Linked DNA regions of Mus musculus: region 1 is linked to region 2. Evidence: chromatin loops called from intact Hi-C (ENCODE). Cell type or tissue: gastrocnemius. All regions are shown on one strand.

Region 1 (4,000 bases), 92 kb before region 2:
GTGTGTGTGTGTGTGTGTGTGTGTGTGTTCAGGTGTGCGTACTTTCCACACCTTCACACTACTCATTCTTTCACTGTTCAGACAGACTCGGGCTTCAGTCCTTGCTTTTCTTTGGCAGCTCTCCATTTACATGAGGAGCGTCCCCTATTATACTTTAGTCAGTGAACACTCAGCACAGGCCTGGTGAACCTTCACACTGTGCCTCACAAGGGGAGCAGTTCTGCTGTTAGAAGCACTCTCCCCTGTGTGCAGTTTCTCTCAGAGACCTTTTCTCCCAAGTCCTGTCTCATCCACCGCAGCTGAGCCCTTCACAATGGTGGGCCTGGATGCCTGTCACTATCAACACACTATCCTGAGAGGCCTTTAACATGGCGGGTCTGCATGGTGGTCTGCCTACATACCATCCTGAGCTTGTTGGCTGGGGGCTCTCCTGCGGTGGTCTCTGGGGTCCAGCAACACCAGCATGTGCTCACTGAATGCATGAACAAGAACATTTGCTAAGAGGCCAACCCCACATCCTACAAGGCACATAGGAGGACTTCTGGGCAGAGGTGGCTATGGAAGCTTGGACAAGGATTCTATGAGGGAAAGAAGGGCTGTGTGGAGACAATAGAAACAGTACATTGAAAGGCAGAGATGGGCCTTCCAAGGTGGAGGAGACTCCATGCAAGTAGAGCTGGGAGCAGAACTTGGAGCTCCAAATGCAGCATGACTGGAGAAGATCCAGTATGCCAAGGACCCTGCGAGTGTCACAAGATAGGCAGTGGGAGCCGAGCGTGGTGGCACACGCCTTTAATCCCAGCACTCAGGAGGCAGAGGCAGGCAGATTTCTGAGTTCGAGGCCAGCCTGATCTACAAAGTGAGTTCCAGGACAGCCAGAGTTATACAGAGAAACCTTGTCTCAAAAAACAAAAAACGAACAAAAAAAAGATAGGCAGTGGAGGATCTTCAAAGGTTTTTGAGTAGGTGCATGGCTTGGGTGCTTAACATGACTCTTCCGGGTCTGTAGGAGCGTTTTTTGTAGAGATCCCAGGCAGCAGGGAGCATGGCAGAGATCCACAAGTGTGGGAAGGGACAGTTCTGTAATCTGGTGCTCACAGGGTCCGTAGGTCAGCCCAACACCACACAAACTGTGTCAGTTCATTAGTACCTAGGAGTTGGGCTCATTATTACCCCCACTTTCCAGACAGAGCCAGTAAAGGAGGAAGCGGAGCACCCAGGTGCTGCTGGGGAAATCCTCTGTACATACAGCTATGTCTTTAGCAACACAGCATCCTCAAATCCACATCTCACTGCTCAGCCTGGTTCTCATATCGTCTGACACTGGCATCCATTGCCTCTTACAAGGTCCTTCATGTTTATGTGACTTTTCATTTGGAAGATCACAGAACAGTCTCAAGATCTTAACTGAGTTATTTGTGGAAAATGCCTTTCACCTGGTAAGGCCACATGCAGGCTGGTGGATGAGAACGTGGGCATGGTGGGACCATGATGGTGGGGCCATGACAGTGGCTACCGTATCAGCTATGTACACTGCCCAAGTCTGCCCATCCCAGAACACAGCCTCTGTACCACTGGCCAAGCTAGGTGCCTCTCTGGGCTTACAGTGGCTTCTGCTTTCCTTCCCTAAGTCTGCAGCCCCTAGACCAGATGGGGCCAAGAAGAGAGAATGTAAAGTCTACCCTCATTAAAAAAAAAAAAAAAAAAAAAAGGCCAGTGGCTATCAGGGAAGGCTCTTTTGAAGACAAAGCAGATGTTCTCAGAGTGGCTTGACCAGTTTCTGAGTGGAGCAGAGGCAATCCAGGTGGAGAGGGAAGATGGAATACCTGGAGGGCTCCAGGGCCCTTAACCCAGCCACCTCTCACCCTTCTCCTCCCAGCTGGCCCTGAGGAATGCCTTGCGCTATTTCCCACCTGATGTCCAGAAACTGTTGGCCCTGGAGTTTGCCCAGGAGCTAAGACAGTTTGGACACATCTACATGTACCGGTTCTGCCCCAGCATTGAGATGAGGTAAGCTCTCGTGGGTTTGGCTTCAGACAGGGCTGTGCAAAAGTCAGGAGCCTCCAGGAATCTGTGGCTAGGGGGCGGGGGCAGTCTGTCTGAGATGGGGGAACTATGGGGATGGTACAGTGAGGTGACACCTCTGCTCAGAGAAAATAAGTAGTGAGATGTCTCCCTGAGGGGGGGTTGCAGGGGGATGGGGGAGTGTAGGGTCTGATACTGACCTGCTTGGCCAGAAGATGGCGTCCTCATGTCCCCTCTGTATTTTCTGCCACCTTCCATGGAATTGCTGCCCAGAGGTATTTGATGAGTGAATAAAAGAACAAATAACTAAACTTCCCAAAGATTGAGGGCTCTGGAAAGCAGGCCTCAGCTCTCTTTGTAGTCAGCTTCCTCCCAGGTTTGAAGTAGACAGTGACTGGAGTGGGCCGGACTTCCTGCTCTGGGCATGTGGGAAGTCAGGCTGCCTAGCAGCTGGTTAGTCTGGTGCTCCTCACCCATCTTCACCCCCCATCCCCACCCCAGGCCTCCACTTCCACCCCCACACTCCCACTCGTGATTCTAAGGACGTCTTTCAGGTGCCTTGTCAGCTTGGCCAGGGCAGGCTCAGCATCTTAGTGGGACAGTAGGCCTGAGGATTCCCTTGTTATGCCCATTGTGGGGCTTTTCCTTGCAGAGCCTACCCAATTGATCAGTACCCATGCCGGACACGGGCAGCTGCAGCCATCATGCACATGATCATGAACAACTTGGACCCTGCTGTGGCCCAGGTACTGCCCGGGAAACCGGGGCCAGCACAGTCCAGGGAAACATAACCTGAGATCCTGAGTAATGCCATTGGGCCTTTAGTGCAGTCTGCAACTCTGGCAAAATCAAAAGCAGGAAACAAATACAAAATAACAAAAATATATAACAATACAGTTATATTAATACACCTATAACTGTAGCTTTCTAATAACCACCTGAGAATAAAAATATTTAATAATACTTTATCACACTGTATCTTATCATTATTCATGAGATTCTTCTGTCCCTCCCTTTACATGGAATCTTGACATGGAGAACACATTTCACATAGACAGCCATGCTCAGTAGCCCACATGGCTGGTGGCTGCCATGTGTCCCTTCAGGCTTCTCTCCTTGCCCCCATTTCTTTGTTCCTTTGAGTATAGCTGCAAGTAGGGGCCCTGTCCACAGCCCCATCTCAGACAATGCCACATCTTCTTCAGTTTCCACAGGAGCTGGTGACCTACGGAGGCAACGGGCAAGTGTTCAGCAACTGGGCCCAGGTATGGTGGCCAGGCAGGCACTCAGTGGTCCATGGTTCTGCCTGATGCCTAATGCTTCAGCACTGGCAATGACCTGGAGATGCTTCACTTATAAGAAGGAGTAGAGGTGCATTATGGGAGGTACTAGGAGACCCCGGAGATTAAAGAGGATCTAGGCAAACAATGCTATTAGGTGGACCGACAGAACCTGCAAGAATCCCTGGATCTAGGTGTGGGGTGCAGGGCCCATGTGGGTGCCAGTTAACACTTACAGAGCCCTGCATGTGCACTGTCCATCCAGTTCCGGCTGACCATGTCCTACCTGTCGAAGATGACTGAGGAACAGACTCTGGTCATGTACAGTGGACACCCTCTGGGCCTCTTCCCCAGCAGCCCCCGTGCCCCACGGCTGGTCATCACTAACGGGATGGTGAGTCTGAGGCAGCCGGCATGCAGCCTGTCCAGGACCGGGCTTGGGGAAGAGGGTGCTGTTGGTTGAGGAGGTGATCGGGCAACAGCACCCCACTCACTCTCTGTCCCTTCCTCTTTTCCAGGTCATTCCCAACTACTCCTCCAGGACAGAGTATGAGAAGCTGTTTGCCTTGGGGGTGACCATGTAAGTCGCTGTGTCAGCTCTCTGCCCTTAGATACATTTCGTGTTGGGACAACAGGGCTGTGTTAAGCCTGATTTCAGAGAAGATTTACAACTACCATAGTACAGCAGAATCTTT
Region 2 (4,000 bases):
CAGACTCTCCACAAACCTCAGAAGGCACCAGCCCTGTGCTCCTTTTTCTCATGGCAGTCAAAGCTGTGCAACAGGCTTCTACCAGCTAAGCCATGAAGCCCTAGGTGGGGTTCTGCATCACGATAGCCACAGGAAAAGCATGCACAGTGTTGCTTTAGAACTACGTCAGTATTTGAGTGAGTTTACACCAAACTGTCCCAGGGTTCCTTTTGCCCTCCAGGAGCCCCCACCCAGCTCAGTACTTACTGTCTTCAACCATTTTCACGGAGAACCTAGAGGACCGTGCCTTGAACGCCATGGCTGAGGACCAACCGGTGTGCAAAGCTTGGCCTTAGCTGAAGCAGATTCTCGCCTGGAGAGTGACACAGTACTTGAGAGGATGGTTCCCCCAAACCCACAGCCCACTTTGAACTGAGTGACTTGCATTTCCACTATGTGGACTAACACTGCCTATTCCCTGTATCCAGGTTTAATGGAATCTACTATTCCCCTCCTGGGCAAGGCTGGCCCATATCTTCCTGTTCTCGGAACACACCAGCTTTGGTCTGCCTGGAGCCTCTGGGGAGCCTCTCACCTAGGTGAGGTTGGAAGGGTGAGGGGCGGGACTTCTCCCTTTAAAACTGGGCTCAGATGTCACTCTGAGAGACCTTCCTGCACCAATGCATGTAATGACCCTTCGTTTTCTTCTTTACAAGGTCAAGTGGTTACCTCTTACAAGACTTTTATTGCATATGTCTTCCAGAATGCAATCTGCACGGAAGCAAGCCCTCTGTTCCACCTGTTAGAGCTCCCGACGCTATGCTATGCTAGGTTCCCTTCAAAATGAAGTGAGTTTTCCTGTTTGCAGAAGCTCAACTAGTGTTCCAAATCTCAACGAAGCAGGGCCGAGGGTGGAGCCCAGGATTGCTTGCAGTCTGAGCATCTCTACCTCAGCCAAAACACTACCAGAGAATCCTGCCTCCTAACACCCCAGCTTCTCTTGGCACACCACACCCTGGGGCAAGAATGCAGCAGCAAGGGAATGGACCAGTGCTTAAATGGGGCCTGTCATAGATAAAGTGGAAAAGAGCACCGAAGGACGCAAAGCCTTGCAAGGGACCCAATAGAGTATTTGATCTCGGACCAGAGCCCCACAGCCACCCCGCTGGAGCCCACCCCCAAGCCCCCTGGCCCAGCCCCGCGCGCACCAACCAGCCGCGTGCACTCAGCTTGCTCCGAAGCCTCGGTCGGCAATTCTCCAGTCTTCTGGTCCTGAACTGCGTTTGCGACGCCAAGGCAACTATTCTCACAGGAGCTGTGATGTCATAAAGCCCCGGAGGCGGGCCCGGGCACACTGGGCGGGCTGGCGGGCCGGCGGGCGCGGAGTACTGTGCAGGACTGTGGCAGCTAAAGAGCAGAAGACACGGACTCAGGGAAGGGACAACGACTAGAAGCAGAGCGATCCGGGTTGTTGCAACCCTGCAACCCGGGGACAGGGTACGTTTGCCCAGCGCACTAGCTTCTTTCACCCCCAGATTCTCCTGCCCATCCGTAAAGGATTTTGTTGCAGCTAGGGCACAGACAACAGCCTGGCTCTTCAGAGAATATTTAGGAGTCTTGGGGCCGGGGAGGACGACGGTAAAACAGTCTACAGGCTAGGAATGTGCCAAAGACAGTCTCCCTTAGCTCCTGGCGCTACTCAGGGTCGCTGGCGCCACCCAGTGGGTGGAGAGATAGAACCAAGGCAAGAAGGCCAGGGGTAGGAGTGTAGAAGGATCCTGGAATGGGTCAGGGACCCTTGAATCACCAAAGGGACAGTATCCCGCAGGGCAGTCCAGCGCTGGGCATGGGGGAGCCAGGAAGAAAGGGTGGGCCCTGCATATGTGGTTTGTTGGTTTTGTTTGTTTGTTTGTTTGTTTGTTTGTTTGTTTGTTTTTTATGCAGCTAGTGTTAAATACTCTTTGCAAGCAAGTGGCTCCCTGCCTGGTGTTGGAGGAGGGCCCTTACACTGTGGTCTAGAATTCCCAATATTCTGGCCTCAGCTTCCCAGTAGGCTGTCAAAATAGCCAGACAAACTACAAAACAAAACAAAAATAATAGGAAGAAAGAAAGGAAGAAGAAAGAAGAAGGAAGAAGGAAAGAAAAAGAGAGAAAGAGAGAAGGAAGGAAGAGAAAGAGAGAGAGAGGGAGGGAGGGAGGGAGGGAGGGAGGGAGGGAGGGAGGGAGGAAAGAAGGAAGGAAGGAAGGAAGGAAGGAAGGAAGGAAGGAAGGAAGGAAGGAAGGAAGAACAACAGTAAAACCTGCACCAGGTTTGGAGTGCTTATTTATTCAACCAGTCAAGCAAATATTTCAGAAATCATTCATCTTTCACACCACGAGGGCTTTTACGAATTTAGAAAAATAAGCCACCAAAAGAGAACAAATGAGGGTGCTACCATTCCTGGTGTTAGCACACCTGTCCTGAGTCCCCGGTGAACCCTCACAGGGTGTCCTTTAAGCCAGGTATTGTTCTCAGCGCAGATCCATTCAGTACTTACTACCATCCTGATGACTAGGTCCGGTTCTGAACCACCACCCCTCAGCATGAGGAACCAATGTGAGCCTAAGATCCTAGAAGAAAGGCACACTGTGTTCAACATTGTACAAGCCAGAGTGATCGGTGAAACCTCAAAGACTGCGGAGAGTTGGAATGCTGCAAATCTAGAGCCAAAATTATCTGAGGTAATACTAGCCCTCGAAACAGCCACTGTGATTGACAGAACATTCTTGTAACTGTTACATAACTCTTCTCGGAATGTTCACACCTCTAACTTCTACCAACACAAAGGCCGAGAATGTCCTCAGATGGCATCTGAGGCCCACAGCAGAGAGCTCCACACCCTTCCTTGTAACCCAAGTCTGTGTTCCTCGGCCATAGCCGCTCAGTGTTTGGCTAGTTACTTCCTGTGAAGCAGAGCTGGTTTTACGTCAACACCGGTGAAGGCAGTTACCCAGACACGCTCCAACTCCCACCTCTTGTGGATCTTATGCATTATTCAAAACGATGTGTCTCGTACCAGAGATCGGGGAAGCCTGGAGGCGTGCTCGGTAAAGACGATAAGCTTTCTGCTGTGCCTCTTGGTTCCTCGGAAGGTTAGAGAAGAGATCATCTAGAAGATGTGGCATGGTATGGAAATTTAAACAAATTTTTACTTACGGGGTGGGAGAGCTCAGAGGACAACTTAGGGGAGTGGATTCTCTTTCCACCCTGTGGCTTCCTGGGATCAAACTCAGGTTAGCAGGCTTGGTGACAAATGCCTTTGCCTGCTGAGATCTTTAATCTTAGTCTAACATTTGATGATGAAAGCTTATTTTAAAAATTAAGGAGATGGTGTGTAGTAAGGCCACTGTAGCTGTCCCTGCAAAAGCCCTCTATGTGGTGGCCTGGGTCCTCCTACAAATCTCTTTCCAAGCCGGGCGTGGTGGCACACGCCTTTAATCCCAGCACTCGGGAGGCAGAGGCTGGCAGATTTCTGAGTTCGAGGCCAGCCTGGACTAACAAAGTGAGTTCCAGGACAGCCAGGGCTATACAGAGAAACCCTGTCTCAAAAAAAAAAAAAAAAAAATCTCTTTCCAGCACCAAGTATGTCTAAAGTTCAAAAGTTTTCATAATAAAATGTTTTGGGAAAAACTATCAATATTCCTAAAGGGGAATTGTTCTCTTTCTCTATCCTTGAAAGGTGTATGGGTCTGGGAACAGAAGGCAGACAAGAGGAATTGCGCCGTGGGGATTCTCAGATCCTAACACATGCACACACACACACACTCACATATATACACACAAACACATACACACATATACCACCCCTGCAGGGCCAGCACATGAGGCACAGGATGAGGGAATCTGGAGACAGCCCAAAGCTATCCACAGCATATACTGTCAGGGCCACCACTGACCTTCAGGGTCCTCTCTGGCTGTGTCATCTGAATGCCAGAACCTTCTCCCTTCCCCCAAAGTCTCTGGCTTCCAGGGTGGGAGGTT

What was found. Peaks named below come from ENCODE experiments on the same cell type or tissue, not always from the same donor. Only the 100,000 strongest peaks of a DNase experiment are listed, where the experiment ranks them.
Region 1: it touches region 2 in a loop (3-fold over the local background); 4 of 42 quality-filtered maps call a loop at or near these places.

What each region holds. Positions count from the first base shown.
Region 1 is chr6:90,334,980-90,338,979 of GRCm38, forward strand. Uroc1 (urocanase domain containing 1) reads left to right here. Exons shown (of 20, transcript NM_144940.2): 2 at 1,880-2,010; 3 at 2,678-2,771; 4 at 3,231-3,290; 5 at 3,571-3,699; 6 at 3,824-3,885. Among named protein-coding and RNA genes, the nearest start is that of Uroc1, 3.7 kb to the left of the region's middle. In gastrocnemius, a CTCF peak has its summit at 2,259 (motif pointing right); no DNase peak of the experiment used is centred here.
Region 2 is chr6:90,427,192-90,431,191 of GRCm38, forward strand. Cfap100 (cilia and flagella associated protein 100) reads right to left here and starts at 1,289. Exons shown (of 17, transcript NM_173775.3): 1 at 1,188-1,289; 2 at 247-352. The coding sequence starts at 298. In gastrocnemius, a CTCF peak has its summit at 1,703 (motif pointing left); DNase peaks (open chromatin) are centred at 1,330 and 1,691; H3K4me3 peaks cover 1,215 bases; H3K27ac peaks cover 1,052 bases.